Regions from separate parts of the Homo sapiens genome. Here region 2 is linked to region 1. The links are chromatin contacts, found by Hi-C or POLR2A ChIA-PET in ENCODE. All regions are on one chromosome and are shown on one strand. Each heading gives the region's core, a stretch centred on a gene start or an enhancer-like site at or near the end of the contact. The rest is flanking DNA. Distances are from core to core; before and after follow the strand shown. Region 1 overlaps PFKP (phosphofructokinase, platelet). Region 2 overlaps LOC105376363 (a long non-coding RNA gene).

What was found. Hi-C counts contacts between places; a loop is a spot of excess contacts on that map. ChIA-PET counts read pairs that join two places held with the same protein, here RNA polymerase II (POLR2A). Pooled maps may share reads with other maps.
Region 2: a map of HCT116 shows a loop between it and region 1 (5-fold over the local background). The contact joins two enhancer-like sites. A Hi-C loop is called at or near these places in 1 of 168 maps with a recorded cell type or tissue (HCT116) and 6 of 50 pooled maps. POLR2A ChIA-PET finds 5 or more read pairs at or near these places in 1 of 52 experiments (activated CD8-positive, alpha-beta T cell).

Annotation. Positions count from the first base shown.
Region 1 is chr10:3,089,836-3,092,535 of GRCh38, reverse strand. The region is part of intron 2 of PFKP (phosphofructokinase, platelet); the gene reads right to left. Among named protein-coding and RNA genes, the nearest start is that of PFKP, 24 kb to the right of the region's middle. RefSeq lists enhancers at 1-131, 986-1,185, 666-1,865. Within about 2 kb of position 1,420, at least 20 of the 41 ENCODE cell types and tissues checked have a DNase peak (open chromatin) inside an H3K27ac peak, as active enhancers do.
Region 2 is chr10:3,763,955-3,766,654 of GRCh38, reverse strand. All of the region lies in intron 2 of LOC105376363 (a long non-coding RNA gene), which reads right to left. Among named protein-coding and RNA genes, the nearest start is that of KLF6, 20 kb to the left of the region's middle. RefSeq lists an enhancer at 1-833. Within about 2 kb of position 1,379, at least 6 of the 41 ENCODE cell types and tissues checked have a DNase peak (open chromatin) inside an H3K27ac peak, as active enhancers do.

The DNA of each region.
Region 1 (2,700 bases), core at 171-2,670:
TTCCAGTCCTCTCCCCCAGCTGCTCTGAAATACATTAATATAATACGCTGTTGCTAACACAGCCAGCCTACTCCGCTATCAACACTGGAACCTACTCCTATCTAAGCATATGTTTGCACCCATCCACCTCTCTGCATCCCCTCCTGTCCACACCCCCTTCCCAGCCTCTGCTATCTACATCCTCCTCTCTACCTCCACGAGACCAACTAAAGAAGGGAAGCATGATGCCAATCAATTCATTGATAAGTTAATGGTTTGTTTATTGGTATAGTAAGTCAAGCTGTAATGCTCAGGGCTGAAACAAGGGAAGCTAAGATCACATGCTGATATTTCAAGCTCAGAAGGGTTGGCCAGTCTGGGTGCAGGGACAGGGCTGCTGACCGGGGGCCATGGGGAGATGGAGACCCTCGGGCACCTGAGCTAAGCTTGGGGGCCGGTGGCGGGGGTCAGGTGGCACAGGCTCCATGGCAGCACATCTGGGAAGACCAGAGGCTGGATGCTGATGCTGTACCAACACCCTTTATCCTTTCAACATAAAAAGGCATCACTTATCTGACACCTTTTGAATGTGTTATTTTTAATCATGGAAAAAACTAGCGATAAAATGATCAGAATTATTCCTAGCCTTTCTTTAGGGTGTGGACTATGACAAAGACAGCTCTGATATTGTTTACAAACAGCTGTCTAGAGCAGAACCAAACTTTAAAACAAACAAAAAATTAAGATAAAAGACTTTTTTCTTTTTCTTTTTTGACACAGTCTCGCTCTGTCACCCAGGCTGGAATGCAGTGGCGCAATCTAGGTTCACTGCAACCTCCACCTCCTGAGTTCAAGCCTCAGCCTTCCAAGGATTACACCACGCCCAGCTACCTGTTGTGTTCTTAGTAGAGACGGAGTTTCGTCATGTTGGCCGCGCTGGTCTTTAACTCCTGACCTCAAAGGATCCATCCGCCTCAGCCTCCCAAAGTACTGGGACTACAAGTATGAGCCACGGTGCTCGGCAAGAATCTTAAGTGAGTCATATTTGAAGAGCTATAATAATATGAACAATTTCTGAAATCTGCAGAAGAATATTCAACAACAGGATATGAAATTCATGAATGAAACCAAATGCAAGGAGCCGACTGTTTCCTGCAGACACAGTGGCAGCCCTGGATTAACCAACTGACTCGCCCCAGCTTGGTTTGGACCCACCAGAGCCAGGGTAGTTTACCCTGGGCATGGCCTTTGGGTCAAAGCATCTGATATACTTAGTATCATCATCTCCAAGAAGCTAAAGCCATTTGTAGGCTTCTAAGGAAAAACCTTAGCTTAAGAGAAAAAAGAAAGAAGCAACAATTGGTTCACCAGGTAGAAAGGAATGGGTTAACTGGCAAACCCTCCCCGAGTCTCCCTGGAATGCAGCCCAAGGCTTGGCATGCTTCACACGTAGGCTTGGCCCAGGTTTATAGGAGCTCAAGCAGCGGCCAGACAGCAGAGGTCCCTCGATGAAGGCCAGGCTTTCAGCAGAAACGCCACTGTTCCCAGGTTAATACTTTCTTCACACATGCACTACTGAAGGAAAAAACAAACCCCTTTAATTAATAGTAACCTGTTTAACTGTCCTGGTCTGTTGGTAACCCAGAGAGCTCTAGGTTAGAAACTAGAGTATAGGTGAAAAAAATCTGTTGGATAAATTACTGAGTCATCCTTAAAAAAATAAAACATAATATCCCCTCAATTTGAGCCCAAATAGGTCTAGAACAGCGGTCCCCCAAAAGAGTGATTTTCCCCCCATAGGACGTTCGCCGATGTTGGAGATACTGTAAGGACATCTTTGACTGTCATGACTATGGGGTAGGTGGACACAGGGGTGCTGCTCCGCATCCTGAGAGTCAAAGGACCGCCCACCAAGAATTGCCCACCCCAGATGCCATCGCCCTGACACTCAGAGAGAAGCCCAGCCTGTGGGTATGACGCAGAGACCAGGCCGGGGAGGGGGCTGAGCCTCTTCAGTGCAGAGCCATCTGTGAATAGATGTGTTCAGGTGCAGACCCCGTTTCCCTACCTGGCCACACACCCATGGAGTCAAAGGCATGCGCGTCTCATCCCTGAAAAGCAGTCAAACAGCTCCTCTGCCCCGTTAGTCTCAGACTTTTCCAAGTCCTTTCTACCAGGGAGACAGGAGGGCAAACACCATTTCTACTGCACAGATGAGCACACAGAAATGAAAGGTTGATTTATGCATCCACAGTCACTGCAGTACGTCCTGCAGGCCCACGATGGCTCACCCAAAACCCAGGTCTGAGAGGCAGGCCAGGACTCAGAAGACTTGGGATTTTAAAAAGCAGGTTTTCTAATGGCTTAAAAATATTCCATTGCGTATATACGCCACATTTTATCCACGCACCCACTGATGGCCACTTAGACTGATTCCACATCTTGATACACAATGGAATATTATTCAGCCAATAAAAAAGAATGAATCCTGTCATTCTGAGCAACATGGATGGAACAGGCAGAAATTAGGTGAAATAAGCCAGGCACAGAAAGACAAATACTGCAATCTCTTACTCATACATTTAAGCTTAAATAAAAAATTGATCTCATGAAGACAGAGTTAGGATTGATCTCGTGGAGACAGAGAACAGAATGATGGTTACCAGAGGCTGGGAAAAGTAGAAGGAAGCAGGGGTGTAAAGAAGGATGGTTAATGGGTAA
Region 2 (2,700 bases), core at 130-2,629, 670 kb before region 1:
TTTTTTGTTTGTCATTAAAATTTAAACAATCGGGTGTTTCGACGCATCACTTCTGTGCTAAATGCAAAACCTTTGTAATTCCGGATGTGAGTCTTTTGCACAGGAGACACACCTCGGGTTTTCCCAGATGACTCGTTAAAACGTTTACAAATCCCAAACCTCCTTTTTCACAAAGTGCTGCCTTTTCCTGCTTTTTACTTGCAAGCCACTTGATGTTTATTTGACTACATTAAAACAGAATGGTTGTCTTTTTTTCTTCAAGGTCAACCAGACAGTTAAGCTGTCACTGTTCATCATGTATTCATCTTAACGCAGAACATTGCAAAGTGCATGTTGTCTTTTTCCAGTTAAAGGTAACGTGTGATGCAGTCAGTGTTTCAGATGGAAAAATGGACTTTGAATCCCTGCGTCCCATCCGAGGGCAGACTGGGTCTGCCCCTCCTCCACCAGTGCAGTCCCCTGGGAGGGCTGCTGTGGGCAGTGAGTGAGGAGGCCAGGGCCGTGCCCAGTACAGTCCTGACGAGCCTCTGACCTCGCTCCACTTTTACCCCAATGGCTAACTTAGAGGCACGTTGTTTTGTTTCCAGTCCCACGTCCACCATTCCTTTTAGTAACTCTTTTCCATTTCATCACGTTTTCATGATCAGTCACAAGGAAATATTCAGATCTCAGCAACAAATTAAATGCACCGAAGCTCAAAGGCCTGGGTTCCAGAACCCAGCTCCCTACTAGCTCTGTGATGTGGGCCAACACACTACGTATCTGAAGGAGAAATTCTCATCTTCCTAAATTCGCGAGTTGGTGAGGAGCTCTCAAGAGCAAATGCATGGAAATGCACCTTTAACTGGGAGAATTGTGTTCAAATATGATGCAGCTGCTTCATCACCTCCCTCTGCTTCAGTTTGTCATTTGTAAAACTGGGGTTGAGGATAGCAAATGTGCTGGAAGATTGTCAGGATTAAAAATTGTATCTGCAAGGAGCTTAGCCCCAGTCCTGGCACAAAGGTGGGTGATGTATGTCACAGCCCCATGGGATCCAGATTGTAATTGTAATTTCTTCTTTGTAAAACAGGGAAAACGATTTAAAAAACTACCCTCCTACCCTTGTTGCAGGTGTACAGGACTCAGAAACAGAAAGATCTGGGGTGGGTCAAAAGCAGACACATGCACCCAGTTGGCATTCTCAGGATGTCTTGAGCCCTTCACTGTTTCTAGAAGGTGCCTGTGCTTTGCTGTCCCTGCCACCTGCTCCCTCTCTTCCATCAAGTTACCCTAAAATATGACAGACAGAAATGGGGACTGCTGGCTTTGGCCATGAAAACATCCGCCCGCTTCCGGCTTGCAGGGAATAACTTGTGGTTTCCTCTGCTGCACATGCAAGTCATGAAGACGATTTTCATCTTTGCTTCATCATCAGTCATAGCTCTTACGATCTGCCCACTTCTGAGAGTCCTTTTCTTAGAGAGGGACATGTACTGCTGGCAGAGGAGGAGCTCTCAGCGAAGAAAATGGCATTACTGAGCATTTGTTGAATTTTGCAGTGACCTCCTTGTTTTGAAACGATCAAATCAATCCTTATTTGTGTAACTCAGGAGTGCAGAGTGCATTGCCCACACTCTGTCACTGTGAGGGTCAGTGCTTGCTGTGGTTGAGGGATGAAGAAAACTTTGGATATCAAGTGGCCTCAGGGCAACAGAACAGGTTTTCAAGGGACTATCACCTTTCCCTAGCAAACAACAACAGTGGCAGCTACAAGGCAAATACGGAAATGATCTTTGGTGTGCACAGATCACAAAGTTTGCACCTGCACAATCGGCTGGTTATGAACTCGGAGAAATTTCTCTCTTGCATCCTGACTGTTCTTTCTTAGCCCATTGCCTGTGTGGTGGCCCATGCCAGCAGCCTCTTCTGTCCTGTTTCTACAAGTGCAGGGACGTTACTGACAAGCCCAGTCTCACACCCTGTATGGGCAAATGCCTAGAACAGGGCTTAAATGAGAAGACAGATGTGCTTCAGAGTCCAACAGATCTCTCAAATGCCAGCTCCAGAAGTTTCTAACCATGAGAACTGATTAACACATGGGAGCTTTAACCTCCCTCTTTCTAAAGTGGGCATGGGGATGTCTACTGCTCAGGTTTACTGAGAGGATGGGTGCAATTCTGTACTTGCCGTTCAAATCCAGGACAGCCCTGAGGCTGCTGCCCCAGATCCCAGGAGCTCAGGGTGCCTCTGTCTGCAGAGGCTGGAGAAAAATTTATCTCTTGGCAGAACTCAGCACTCAGCAAACAGAGTATTCTGCTTCAAATTCCAGTTCAATCCTGAGTTCTAGTATCTTAAAGATAGAGACCTGAGACCGTTCAGATATTGTGTCTAACTCCTGTAGAACTTAGAATCATGAAAAGATCCTACGCAACAGGTTCTGTTCAGTCCCTTGGCCAATTTCAGCATGGTGACTTTTTCTCTGCCTACGTGTCTAAAACACGATTTTTATTTAATCTTACATAATAAGATCACAGTGTCAGCATCAGAGCTGAGAGGAGAACTCAGGATTCTGGCTCCTATTCCTGCTTGCTTCCTACTGAATCATGTTCATCACAGCTTCTGTGACCTCAGAAACCTCAGGCAACTCACGTATGGGGAATGAAGAATGGATTGCAACAGCGTCAGCTCTCGCCTTATCTACCTGAATTTTTGACTTCC